2 separate regions of the Homo sapiens genome follow, and region 2 is linked to region 1. A link is a contact called in ENCODE Hi-C or POLR2A ChIA-PET data. All regions are on one chromosome and are shown on one strand. Each heading gives the region's core, a stretch centred on a gene start or an enhancer-like site at or near the end of the contact. The rest is flanking DNA. Distances are from core to core; before and after follow the strand shown. Region 1 has its middle 62 kb from the start of ABRAXAS2. Region 2 has its middle 32 kb from the start of ZRANB1.

Region 1 (7,472 bases), core at 1,999-4,498:
ATTGGACCGCCTTCTAATTCACTGCCTCTGCTTCAACAATGTGCAATCATCCTCTGCACCAGCCCATGAACTGACTGTTCTTAAAGATAACTGGTGCTCATTTTCATCATTATCCACCTTAAAGTGATCATCTTTGTTGGCCTTAAGTTCACAACTGAAAAGATAGTTCTGGGGCCTCAGAGGACTCATGTGCATGTCCATCGAATCTTCCATCGGGTGGCGGCATACACTTAGGTGGTAGAGAAGGCGGACGGAGATAAACGACCACTGCTCAAGAGAACAGCCCCGCAGGATGGAATCACACCAGCTTTCTTTTTCTTTTTTTTTTTTTTTTGAGACAGGGTCTGGTTCTGTCACCCATGCTGGAGTGCAGTGACATGATCTTGGCTTAATGCAAACTCTGCCTCCCAGGTTCAAGCAATTCTCATGCCTCAGCCTCCCAAATAACTGGAATTATAGGCGTGCACCACCACATCTGGCTAATTTTTGTATTTTTAGTAGAGACAGCATTTTACCAAGTTGGTCAGGCTGGTCTCAAACTCCTAGCCTAAAGTGATCCACCCACCTCATTAGGCAGGCAGATCAGGTCCTGCTGGCTGGCCTTTGAAGTCCTGCTTTTAACTTAGCCCCATGTCTGGGATGGGGCCAATTGAGGAGACCTCATGAGGCTAAACTAATCAATGCCCTGAAATGACATTTCTCTTATCAGTGGATCTTCCCCCTGGCTGCACTTCAGAATCCCTGGGGAGCTTTAGCAAATACCATGGCCAGGGCCCATCCCTAGGGCTTCTGGAGCAGGGCCGGGGCCAGTGGTAGGGTTCAAGAGCTCTGCAGGTGATTTTAATGAGCAGCCAGGGTTGAGACAGCCTCTGTGTGGCTGGCACATGGGAGGAGGTTGGCCAAGCCCACCGGAAGGATTCAGAGCAAGGAGGTAGCTGAGTGACAACTACCTGACCAAGAGGCAGAAGATGGCAGCCACATGTCCACGTCCACAGACACGCTGATGTGCCTGGAGTCTTGCCTCTGATGCTTCCCATCCACATAGTGGGCACCTTCCGGAGCAATCTTTTCCAGGGTCATAGGAAGAAGGAAGGCACGCAGGCGACAACCCCATTTTGGAAGGAATGAGATGTTCGGGGTACTTGTGACTGTTGGCCACGATGTCAAAGACTGAACCAGGTCCCTGCACACCTTTCAGAACGCAGTAAAACGTCCCTATCGGGGGGTACCTGGGCACGAGGACGGGAGAGTGTGCTGCTCCGGGGAAGCAGCTATTTTCCTGCTGGGTTCACCTTGCACCCCTAAGGGTGGCCCCATTACTTTGACTGAGTGATGGAGTGACTATGGCCACAGGCTTCTGGGCCAGGCCCTCCAAGTTCCAGTCCTGGCTCCATGCTTCAAGTCCCAACCTAAATGCATGCTAGATACTTTGACCCTCAGTTTCTTTAGCCATAAACAAAATCTAATAACAGTAGTTTTAGATTTAGATTTAGATTAACAGTAGGCTGTTCTGGGGAATAAACAAGATACCGGTGTGAGGAAGCCTGACCCTTCCTAAGGCTTGACAAACGTTAGCTATGGTTCTAAGCCTGAACGGACCATCCCAGGATAACCAGATCTCTCATCATTACAACATGCCAGGAATTGAAGTGGGCAAAAAACATCAGGTCAGACATGCTGGCGGGCCAAGGGCTTTGCAGCTTTCCACCAGACACTCAGACCGTCAGAGCTGGGGGCTTGGCAGCCTGCTGGCCAGGAGTTCCCGAACCTGGCTGTGCTTAAAAGAGAGACGAGGAGCTTAAAAGGCAGCAGACCAAAAAGCTCTCCGGGTCATCCTGATGGGTGGCCAGGTTTGTGGACAGCTGAGCTGCTCCAGCTCCCTTACCAAACGGCGGTGGTGGGGAGGTGGAGGCGCAGGGAGAAGTGATCTGTCCGAGTTCCTGAAGTCAGTCCGTGGCCATGCTGGGCCCAGCACTTGCCCTGTGACCCTCAAAGCCCCACCGTCTACCCTTCACTCAAGGGCTTCCTACAGCCGTGAGGATACAAGAGAACGCCTTGTGTCCTTGGAAGCATTTTTGTAATCTAAAATGTAGAAGAGTGCATTTCCTGCCTACATAGTTAAACACTTTCCTTTAGAAGAAAGGCTGGGGCCGGGCACAATGGCTGGCTGGGTGCAGTGGCTCATGCCTGTAATTCCAACATTTTAGGAGGCTGAGGCCGGCAGACTACTTGAGGTCAGGAGTTCGAGGCCAGCCTGGCTGACATGGGGAAACCCCATCTCTACTAAAAATGCAAAAATTAGCCAGGCATGGTGGTATGTGCCTGCAATCCCAGCTACTTGGGAGGCTGAGGCAGGAGAATCACTTGAACCCGGGAGGCAGAGGTTGCAGTGAGCCGAGATAGGGCCACTGCACTTCTGGATGACGGAGCAAGATTCTGTCTCAAAAATTAAATAAATAAAAGAAAAGAAAGTCAACTTCATGAAGTGCTATTTTAGCTGAATCTGAATAGAAGCCTTAACCTTATGGACAGAGAACTCCCTGGCTGGGAGGCTGGGTTGAGACCTTTACATTTGGAGGATTGTTTCCTGCAAATCAGGAAGAGGTGAGCTCAGCCGTCTGTTTTAGAATCCACTCTTTTCAGGAGGAGGGTAAATACCAGTCTGCTGTTTGGAAATGGAGCTTGGGTGTCAAATGACAGTCATTTCTCTTTAATGGCAGACATTTGTTAATGATTATATAAGTGTCCAGAGGTGAGGCTGCGACAGCCCGGACATCATTGATTTCCTAGAAATATATTTGTACTGAGGACCAGATGGCATTTGGACTGCAAGAGACACCGAGGCTCAGACAAGCAGGTCTTTGCTCCTGCCTCTCTCTCCTCCTGTTGGCCCAGCTGGCAGTGCCAGGAAGGGGCCCCTGTCCGCTGACTCCTGCACTGGTGGTCTCCTCCCCTGGGAGGGAGGGGTAGAGGAAGGGTTCATGGGACACACACAGGCCTCAGGGTCAGTCAGCTTCGGGATGATTCCTGGCTGGGTCACTTCCTCCCAAGTGGCTTTTGGCCAAGTGGGCCTCACTGTCATCACCAGAAAGCGTGGATAATGCCACCTATGTGGTGGAAGGAAGGTGTCCGCCCAGAGCCTGGCAGGCAGTGGGTGTGCCCTGAGTGACAGCAGCTATGGTCACCAGGCCTGGACTCCTCCCTGGCCTGACCTGTTTTGGGGCTGAGATGCTGGCTCACTGCCACGCTGTGCTCTAAAAAAGGAATGTGGTCTCAGGTCCTAGGCGGGGCAGGAAACAGAGACTGTCATTCCCAGCCCACGGGCTCCTCGCAGACCTCAGTCTCCCCGTGTAAGATGAGGGCCAGACGGAGGGTCTCTGGAGCTCTTCCAGCCTCAACAGGCTAAACATTTGAATGACTAGAGGCTTAGACTAGCCATCTCAACTCTGGCTGCTCGTTAAAATCACCTGCTGAGGCCGGGAGCAGTGGCTCACGCCTGTAATCCCAGCACTTTGGGAGGCCGAGGAGGGCGGATCACCTGAGGTCAGGAGTTTGAGACCAGCCTGGTCAAAATGGCGAAATCCCGTCTCTACTAATAATACAAAAATTATTCAGGCGTGGTGGTGGGCGCTGGTAATCCCAGGCACTTGGGAGGCTAAGGCAGGAGAATCGCCTGAACCCAGGAGGTGGAGGCTGTAGTGAGCTGAGATCGTGCCACTGTACTCCAGCCTGGGTGACAGTGAGACTTCGTCTCAAAAAATAAATAAAATTACCTGCTGAGCTCTTGAACCCTACCAGTGGCCCCAGGCCTGCTCCAGAAGCCCCGGGGATGGGCCCCAGCCCTACTCCAGAAGCCCTAGGGCTGGGCCCCGGCCGTGGTATTTGCTGAAGCTCCCCCGGGATTCTGAAGTGCAGCCAGGGGGAAGATCCACTGATAAGAGAAATATCATTTCAGGGCATTGATTAGTTTAGCCTCACGAGGTCTCCTCACTTGACCCTATCCCAGCTATGGGGCTAAGTTAAAAGCAAGACTTTAAAGGCCAGCCAGCAGGACCTGCTCTGCTGCCCTGGTTGGGAAGAAAACAGGTTGGAGGAGGCAGGAGACTTGCCTGGAGTCTGTTAGGGGAAGAGGTCAAGCATAACCTGGGCTGTGGGCCTGGTAGGGCTTCCTTGCACGTGGCCAGAGGGTCCTACTCCCAAGCATACCCACCCTGGGCTGGGAAGGGCAGCTCGCTCCAGGAGGGAATCCACAGTTCTTCCTACCTTTCCCCAGGCTTCTTTCCAACAGCAGGGCCAGCCAGGCGGCAGCCTCTGACCCCTTCCAGGTCTTTGGTGGTCTGCAAAATGCTAAGGATTGAGACCCCAGTGGTCTTTCCTTCTTTTTTTGGAGATGAAGTCTCGCTCTGTTGCTCAGGCTAGGCCTGAACTCCTAGGCTCAGGTGATCCTCTTGCCTCAGCCTCTCAATTAGGTGGGACTACAGGTGTGAGCCACCAGGCCCAGTGAGGCCCAATTACTTTAACAACATCATTACCATCCATTTCTTCAGGGCTGGCTCAGTAGCCAGCCAGTACTAACTACTTTACATACATTAGCCAAGGCCAGGGGTGGTAGCTCCCACCTGTAATCCCAGCACTTTGGGAGGCCAAGGCGGGAGAATCGCTTGAGCCCAGGTGTCCGAGACCTGCCTGGGCAACATGGTGAATACCCATCTCTATTTCATAAAGAAAGAAGCAGCTGGGTGCAGTGTCTCACACCTGTAATCCCAGCACTTTGGGAGGCTGAGGTGGAAGGATCACTTTAGCCCAGGAGTTTCCGACCAGCCTGGGCAACGTGATGCAACCCCATCTCTATAAAACATTTTAAAAGACAGCACAGTGGCTCACACCTGTAATCCCAGCATTTTGGGAAGTCGAGGCAGAAGGATTGCTTGAGCCCAGGTGTCTGAGACCAGCCTGGGCAACATAATGAGACTTCATCTCTACAAGTAATAAAAAAATTAGCCCAGTAGCTGTAGTTCCAGCTACTCAGGAGGCAGAGGTGGGAAAATCACTTCAGCCTGGGAGGTCAGGGCTGCAGTGAGCTAAGACTGCACCACTGCACTCCAGCCTAGGTGACAGAGTGAGACCCTGTCTCTTAAGTAAATAAATAAATAAGTAAAATAAATAAATAAAATCAGCTGGGCATAGTGGTGCACACCTGTTGTCCCAGCTACTCGGGAGTCTGAGGTGGGAAGATGGCTTGAGCACAGGACGTTGAGGTTGCAGTGAGCCATGTTCATACCACTGCACTCCAGCCCAGGTGACAGAACAAGGCCCTATCTCAAAAAAAAAAAAAAAAAAAAAAGGGTAAAAGAAAGAACTGAAAGAAAGAAAGAAAGAAACTTGATAACTAGCTCAAATCTCACTGAGAGTAAATTTGCCAAGCCAGAATTCACTCCTAGTGTCCTAGTGTGACGGGCCCAATTGTCCATGCCCCTTCTGCCAAACCACCCTGCTCCTGCTCCCAGTGTGGGTCTGAGTCTACCACTGCCTGAAAGTGCAACCTTGTTGGTGCACGTGAAGCTGGGGTTCAAGCTCTTCACAGCTAGTTCTTTCAGCTATGACCCACTTGCAGCAAAGCCCCACTCAAGAGCTCATCAAGGATTCTACTTCCAGTTGTGATGCAGTAGCTTTGAGCATGTCAATTGTCCCACTGAAAACAACTAGAAAAACCAGATAAACACACACACACGCATAATCTGCTTGAAAGTATTTGATAACTCCTGAGCAGCTAGAACTTAAAATAATAGTAAATACTTGATTTTTCCAAAGAAGGCAAAAAAAAAAAGAGAAAAAAGAAATAAAACAGGTAAGATAAAGAGAAAATAAATATTATTAAGGCGGGGTGCAGTGGCTCACGCCTATAATCCCAGCACTTTGGGAGGCTGAGGCGGGAGGATCACCTGAGGTCAGGAGTTTGAGACCAGCCTTGTCAAAATGGTGAAACCCCATCTCTACTAAAAATACAAAAATTAGCCAGGTGTGGTGGCACACACTTGTAATCCCAGCTACTCAGGAGGCTGAGGCAGGAGAATCGTTTGAACCTGGGAGGTGGAGGTTGCAGTGAGCCAAAATCGCGTGCCATTGCACTCCAGCCTGAGCGACAAGAGTGAAACTCCATCTCAAAAAAAAAAAAAAGTAAAAAGTAAGTAAATATTAAAACGCTCTATTTAAACACAAATATATCATCATATAAATGTAAATAGGCTAAACACTCCATTAAAATAACTTATGTTTTTAGTGGTTTGAAATAGAATGGTACATTCTTAGGACTGAAGCCCATAAAATTCTTCCATCTAAGACTGTATTGTTGATTTTTAAAAGGGATTGGAAAGTTGCTGACTATTCTGAACAATAGTGAAATAACAGGTTGAAAAAGAACATGTAGAGAATGACCTCAAAAAAGGTCAACACAAGGCTGAAAGCTGCCTCAAATCCACACCACAGGGGCACGCTAAAGGCAAGGAGGAGACCATAAAAGCAGCCAGAGAGAATGAATGGATCATGTTAAAAATGGCAGGCTGGCAGCAGCCTTACGAAGACATAGGGGAGTAGGCTAATGCCTTCCAGAGGGAGAAAATCACTCAGAATTGTAAATCCAGAAAAAGTATTTTTCTTTTCTTTTTTTTTTTTGAGACAGAGTTTCACTCTTGTTGCCCAGGCTGGAGTACAATGGCGTGATCTCAGCTCACCGCAACCTCCACCTCCCAGGTCCCGATTCAAGCAGTTCTCCTGCCTCAGCCTCCTGGGTAGCTGGGATTAAAGGCACGCGCCACCACACCCAGCTAATTTTTATATTTTTAGTAGAGATGGGGTTTCACCATGTTGGCCAGGCTGGTCTCGAACTCCTGACCTGGTGATCTGCCCACCTCGGCCTCCCAAAGTGCTGGGATTACAGGCGTCAGCCACCGCGCCCAGCCAGAAGAAGTATTTTTCAAAGGTGAAAATCAAAATAAAATTATTCAGAGAAACAAACCTGGGAGACATTACCACCAACAGAGATTCACTAGCGAAACTTCTGGGGCCGGGCACGGTGGCTCATGCCTGTAATCTCATCACTTGGGAGGCCAAGGTAGGCAGATCACTCGAGGCCAGCCTGGCCAACATGGCAAAAACCCACCTCTACAAAAAATACAGAAATTAGCCAGGCATTGTGGCACATGCCTGTAATCTCAGCTACTTGGGAGGCTACAGCACGAGAATCACTTGAACCCAAGAGGCAGAGGTTGCAGTGAGCCAAGGTTGTGCCATTGCACTCCAGCCTGGGTGACAGAGTGAGACCCTGTCTCCAAAAAAAGAAAACTTCTGGCTGGGCACAGTGGCTCTCGCCTATAATCCCAGCACTTTGGGAGGCAGAGGTAAGAAAATTGCTTGAGCCCAGGAGTTCAAGACTTGCCTGGGCAACATAGAGGGACCCCATCTCTACAAAAAAT
Region 2 (6,918 bases), core at 302-2,801, 47 kb before region 1:
TACCACCATGCCCAGCAGAACACAGAACTCTTGATTCCATGGTCAAATGTTCCACTATATTTGAATTAAAAAGATATCATCAATAAATACAGCAGAGGGCATTGTCACAGTTACAGAACGGTGGCTGTTTGGCACACCTACCGAATTGACATTCTACTTATGTTTATCTGGACTCTGAGAAATATTTCATTTGGAAAAAGTATCCACTGTCTTTTTGGGGTTTTTAATTTCCTTTTCTTAGAAACCTTATATTAGGCTGGGTGCAGTGGCTCATGCCTCTAATCCTAGTACTTTGGGAGGCCAAGGCAGGAGAATTGCTTGAGCCTGCGAGGTCCAGGCTGCAGTGAGCCATGATGGCACTACTGCACTACACCCTGGACAACAGAGCAGGACCCTATCTCAAAAAAAAAAAAAACCTTTGTAGTAAAGGGTAGAGACAGTATAGTTTTGTTGATAGTTTGTTCTGGCTTTCATTTCAGTTTTTCCCAAACTAACTGTAGAGTTCATAAATCCATATTGCATTTTTGTGAAAGTTTTGCATGCAAAATTGTGGATCTGTAGTTCCATTAACAGTAGAAAGCCATAAAGAGGTTTTGAGCAGGAAGGTGCCAGTATTGGAGCTGCCCACCTTTACCTGGAATGTCTGTGAGACAAATGAGGGCAGAAGTAGAAACAGGGGCAGAGAAGAGACAAGGACCTAAAACCAAAGTAGCTGTGGGAATGGAAAGGAGGGCCAAGAGTGAAATGGGAGACAGTGCAATGTTCAGAATTTGCCAGTGACTAACTCTGAGGCAGAAGAAAGAATCAAAAGTCAGAGAGTGGGCCAGGAGCAGTGGCTCATGCCTGTAATTCTAGCACTTGGGAAGGCCAAGGTGGAAGATCGCTTGAGGCCAGGAATTCAAGACCAAACTGGGCAACATAATGAGACCCCATTGCTACAAAAAATAATTTTTAACCTGCCAGGCTCAGTGGCTCACACCTGTTGTCCTGGCTACTCAGGAGACTGAGGAGGGAGAATTGCTTGAGCCCAGGAGTTCAAGGCTGCAGTGAGCTATAATCATGCCACTGCACTCCAGCTTGGGCAAGAGAGCAAGATCCTGTCACCAAAAAAAAAAAAAAAAAAAAAGTCCGTGAACTCTGAGTGACGGCAGTATGTGCAACAGTGGGACACGCAAGAGAGGAACTGGGTCAGAGGAGATGTGGACCCTTGAATCAGGAGATCCTGGACTCAGGAGGAAGGGAATGGCTGGTGGGGGAAATGCTGGTCTGAAATGTGTAGGGCAATCCTGGAGATCAACATCAGGGAGCTCTCTATGTAGAATTTAGTATGGAAGCCACAGGAGTGGGGAAGAAAGAACTACCGAAGGAAAAAAAAAGAGGAGTGGTCAGAAAGGTAGGAGATGAAGCTGGTAGTACGGTGTTCTGGAAGCCGAGGGTACAGTGAGCCTGAAGCACATGGTAATAAAAATTGTCAGATGCTACAGATTTCGAGCATTAGAACGGAGGAAAGGCCACTGGATCTGACAAACAAGAGACTCAGTGACCTTCTAGAGAACAGTTCTCAGTAGGATGGTAGGGAGAGAAGCCAAGTTTCAAAAGCTGAAGCCATGTGATTATAAACCACAAGTCCAAGACGTCTGGCAGTGAAAGGAAAGCAGGAGATATAAGACTAGATTAGGGCAGTAACAAAAATAAGGGAAAGGTTTTGTTTTCTTTTAGGTATTTATTTTAAAGAATGGGCATCTCTGAGCACTTTTATAAATGGAGGAGAGATGTAGAGGGGGTAAAAGGACTGAAATCCAGAAGGGAGGTAAAATTCAGAGCACAGTGATTTGTGTTGGCAAGCAAGAAAGCCCTATCTTCCTCAGAAACGAGGAGAGGAAGCTGTGAAAAACAGCTCTAGGGAGGTTTTGGTGGGTGAGACAGAGGTGATGGAGTGGAGTTCAAACCCTTTCTCCTCCTTGGTGAATCAAGCACAGAGTCTCCTGCTGAGGGTTGCTCTGGAAACTGGAGGAGATTCGGGACAATAGTTAGAGGGAAGCAAATCAAGAAGAATGAAAAAAGAAGAGCGACAAGAAACTGCTTTCTCCAAAAAGTCTTGGCAGTCCATAATCAGGCCTAGGACGGAAAGATCAGGCTGAGGCTGTGGAGCCCCCCGCAGAGGTGGACATATGCAGCTAAGGGAAATCGAAGGCGCTCTGCTAAAGGAAATGGTAACGGATCCAGCTTACTCAGGGTCTTTGAGGGATCTGTGCTTTTAAGTAGAAAGTGTTATAAAATGGGTGTTCCCCTCAAAAGAAATGTTAGAAATGTTCAGTTGTTACAAGAACATGTTCTCAGACGCGTTGCAGAAAATGTCATTTGTATAAACTGCAACGTATCTTCCATTCTCTGTGTATGATCAACATGATTCCCAAGTGGAAAAAACATCTTAACAGTAGAAAATGCAATGTAACAGGCTAGGTGCGGTGGCTCACTCCTGTAATCCCAGCATTTTGGGAGGCCCGGGTAGGTGGATCACCTGAGGTTAGGAGTTCGAGACCAGCCTGGTCTACATGGCAAAACCCCATGTCTACTAAAAATACAAAAAATTAGCCAGTCGTGGTGGTGGGTGCCTGTAATCCCAGCTACTCGGGTGACCGAGGCAAGAGAATTGCTTGAACCCGGGAGGCAGACGTTGCAGTGAGCCAAGATCACGCCATTGCACTCCAGCCTGGGCGACAGAGCAAGACTCTGTCTCAAAAAAAAAAAAAAAGGAAGAAAGAAAGGGAGGGAGGGAGGGAGGAAGGAAGGAAGGAAAGAAAGGAAATAAACGTATTTAATAATGTTGCCTAATCTGTATGCATGCAGTACAGGACACAGTTTTGTGGAACATAGTACCATCCTGTGACCTTCCTCTATGTCCACCACAAATCTGCCTGAAAAAAAAAATCTCTCCTGAGAGGACCAGATATGCTTGTGAAGCATCAGAGAAAATACAGCTTGTTTGACATTTCAAAATCCTGGTCTGTGCTAGGACTGGTCTCATCTTGATGGGTATAAATTTGTGCTTATAGGAACACAGTCACTCTATATCCAGACTAAGAAATTTTTGTAGATTTTTCAACTAAGTATCCCTGTAAGCTAGACTTACGGAATTAGGAAAAAAAAATGTTGAAGTTGTATTGAGTCTCTTTTTTTTTTTTTTTTTTTTTTTTTGAGACAGGGTCTCACTCTGTCGTCAAGGCTGTAGTGCAGTGTTGTGATCATAGCTCACCGCAGCCTCAACCTCCCAGGCTCAGCCTCCTGGGTAGCTGGGACTATAGACACGCACCACCACACCTGGCCAATTTTTTTATTTTTTATAGAGTCAGGGTTTCGCCATGTTATCCAGGCTGGTCTCAAACTCCTGGGCTCAAGTGATCCTCCAGTCTCCCAAAGTGTTGGGATTATAGGCGTGAGCCACTAAACCCAGCCAGTACTATGTCTTTTTTTTTTTTTTTTTTTTTTTGAGACGGAGTTTCGCTCTTGTTGCCCAGGCTGGAGTGCAATGGCACAATCTCGGCTCACTGCAACCTCCGCCTCCCGGGTTCAAGCGATTCTCCTCCCTCAGCCTCCCGAGTAGCTGGGATCACAGGCTGGTATTACAGGTGTGAGCCACCGCGCCTGGCTGTTGTATCTTTTTAAGAAGTTTGGAAACATCAAGTATCTGAAACAACTTCGCTTGTGATCTTATCTGGGGAAGTTTTGTAAGAGGCAAAGCTGTGAGCAGAGAGAGCATGAACTTTGGAGTCAAACAGCCCTGAGTTGAAATCCTGCTGTCCTCTCTGAGTGCCAGTGTCCTCAGTGTCCTCATCTGAAAAATTCTGGGTGATATTTCCCTGGCAGTTACTGAGGGTCCAAAGAGACAAGAGCTGAAAGGCCTGGCAATACTCTTAAGTGTTTGATAAATGTTGGTTTCCTCGCTCTGCATTTCATTTAATCCAGGTAACATTTACTGAGGAATGACCCCATATCAGGTACTGTGCTGAGAACAGCAATTCAGAGACAGGTAAGGCTGTATCTACAACAGGGGCCAACAGTCCAGTGGAGGACAATCCCTAACTTAGGGTCTCCATGCCCTGGAGGGGCCCATGAACTTGGATGGAAAGAAAATACATCTTTATTTCTTCTAACTTTTAACTGAAATGCAGTATTTATAACAATTGTCAGTGTAGTCAACATACTATGGTAGTATTAATACATCTATGGCCCTGACACCAGTAGAAATCATAGATTTTTTTAGATCATATTACATTATTGAGTAGGTTACTAAAGAAGTACTTCAGGCCAGGCATGGTGGTTCACGCCTGTAATCCCAGTACTTTGGGAGGCTGAGACAGGAGGATCACTTGAGGTCAGGAGTTCAAGACCAGCCTGGCCAGCATGGTGAAACCCCATCTCTACTGAAAATACAAAAATTAGCCGGGTGTGCTGGCGCATGCCTGTGATCTCAGCTACTCAGAAGGCTGAGGCAAGAGAATCGTTTGAATCCAGGAGGTGGAGGTTGCAGTGAGTCAAGATCACGCCACTGCACTCTGGCCTGGGCAACAGAGCGAGACTCCGTCTCAGAAAAAAAAAGTACTTCAATTGGACTGAGCGTGGTCACTCACGCCTGTACTCCTAGCACTTTGGAAGGCAGAGGCAGGTGGATCACATGAGGTCAGGAATTCGAGACCAGCCTGGCCAACATGGTGAAACCCAGTCTCTACTAAAAAGTCAAAAAAAATTAGCTGGATGTAGTGGTGTGCACCTGTAGTCCTAGCTACATGGGAGGCTGAGGCAGGAGAATCACTTGAACCTGGGAGGTGGAGGCTGCAGTGAGCTGAGATCACGCCACTGCACTCCAGCCTGGGCGACAGAGTGAGACTTTGTCTCAAAAAAAAAAAATGTCTGGGTACAGTGGCTCATGCCTGTAATCCCAGCACTTTGGGAGGCCTAGGCGGGCAGATCACCTGAGGTCGGGAGCTCAAGACCAGCCTGGCCAACATGGTGAAACCCCGTCTCTACTAAAAATACAAAAATTAGCCGGGTGTGGTGGTGCATGCCTGTGATCTCAGCTACTTGGGAGGCTGAGGCAGGAGAATTGTTTGAACCCGGAAGGTGGAGGTTGCAGTGAGTCGAGATCACACCACTGTACTCCAGCCTGGGCAACAGAGCAAGATTCCGTCTCAAAAAAAAGAAAAAAAAAAGTGAGTAAGAAGTACTTCAATTAATATTACAGATTTTTAAAAACATTTTAATAACTATATTTCAATTTAATTGGCTTCCTTGTAATCTCATTTCTGTCATGCATTTAAAAATTATTCTGAACTGGCTGTGACAGAGAAAAGGTGAAGAAACCCTAGTCAAGTTAGTGGAAAATTGAATTTTATGAATGTTTCAGGACAGAGAGGCAAATTCCATATCAAATAATCAAATGAGTAATGTCCCAGCATAGGACACAGAGGAGACAAGCCATGCAGTTCCCTTGGAAAACAGAGATGGGCAGTGACTGTGTTTTGCAGGTGAATATGATTTGCCGAGCAAGGAGGAAGGAGAAAGGCAGACTGGAGACAGTGGGAAAAATGAGTGACTCACTGAGGGGCAAGACATGTCTCAATGAGAACACCTGGAAAGCTGAGAAGCAGGGTTGACATCTGGTCAACCTCAAATATGCTCTAAGTCTAACCCATGTGAACCACCTCAGAGTGGATATTGACCCAGTTTATAGTTTGTATAAGCAAATATCTTCCCATTTCAATGCTGACAGCCGTGTGCAGTGGCTCACACCTGTAATCCCAGCACTTTGGGAGGCCGAGGCAGAATGTTTACTTGAGGCCAGGAGTTCGAGACCAGCTTGGCCAACATGGTGAAACCCCTTCTCTACTAAAAATACAAAAAGTAGCTGGGCATGGTGGCAGGCGCCTGTAATCCCAGCTGCTCTGGAGGCTGAGTCATGAGAATCACTTGAACCTGGGAGGCAGAGGTTGCAGGGAACTGGGATCATGTCACTGCACTCCAGCCTGGGCGACAGAGCAAGACTCTGTCTCAAAAATAAATATATACACACACACACACACACACACACACATATATATATGTATGCTTACAAGGTTACACGTCCACCATCCCAAACACACACACACATACACACCACACACACATATATACACACACACACCACACATACCCACACACACATATATATACACATACATATACATTACACACCCACACTTATACACACACATACCATACACACAGCCTTTTTTTTTTTTTTTTTTTTTTGAGACGGAGTCTCACTCTGTTACCCAGGCTGGAGTGCAATGGTGCAATCTTGGCTCACTGCAACCTCCGCCTCCCAGGTTCAAGCGATTCTCCTGCCTCAGCCTCCTGAGTAGCTGGGATTACAGGCACACGCCACCACGCCTGGCTAATTTTTGTATTTTTAGCAGAGACAGGGTTTCACCATATTGGCCAGGCTGGCCTCAAACTATTGACCTTGGGATCCGGCCACCTCTGCCTCCCAAAGTGCTGGGATTACAGGCGTAAGCCACCGTGCCCGGCTGGCACAGTCTTATACAAGACAAAATGTACTAATCTAGAACCTAAATCTTCATTACATGTTTAATTATACAATACTCGTGGAATTAAAAATATGCTGCCTTTTTGCCAAACACTAAAGTGATGTTAACGAAAAGTAATTCCAAAGTAGTGAAGTTAGGAATGCCACAATATTTTTCATTCCTTTCTTTCCAGTCATTTCGGAGACCACAAAGTTTAAAAATATTTCAAAATATTCGAAAGTATCCATGACGTCATTTGAGTAGTTCTTAAATTCACCAAAGTGATTCATGCAAATGACTTATTTGCTTCAAAAACTATCTACAAATTCAAATAGTGGACCAAGGAGAAAAA

The links. A loop is a pair of places that touch in the nucleus more often than their neighbours do. ChIA-PET counts read pairs that join two places held with the same protein, here RNA polymerase II (POLR2A). Pooled maps may share reads with other maps.
Region 2: a map of psoas muscle shows a loop between it and region 1 (2.7-fold over the local background). The contact joins two enhancer-like sites. A Hi-C loop is called at or near these places in 7 of 168 maps with a recorded cell type or tissue (Caco-2, HepG2, OCI-LY7 and 4 more) and 9 of 50 pooled maps. POLR2A ChIA-PET finds 5 or more read pairs at or near these places in 11 of 52 experiments (A673, H1, HepG2 and 8 more).

The regions. Positions count from the first base shown.
Region 1 is chr10:124,860,252-124,867,723 of GRCh38, reverse strand. It overlaps the pseudogene NPM1P31. Among named protein-coding and RNA genes, the nearest start is that of ABRAXAS2, 62 kb to the right of the region's middle. RefSeq lists an enhancer at 2,767-3,266. Within about 2 kb of position 3,248, at least 9 of the 41 ENCODE cell types and tissues checked have a DNase peak (open chromatin) inside an H3K27ac peak, as active enhancers do.
Region 2 is chr10:124,906,550-124,913,467 of GRCh38, reverse strand. No RefSeq gene overlaps it. Among named protein-coding and RNA genes, the nearest start is that of ZRANB1, 32 kb to the left of the region's middle. Within about 2 kb of position 1,551, at least 4 of the 41 ENCODE cell types and tissues checked have a DNase peak (open chromatin) inside an H3K27ac peak, as active enhancers do.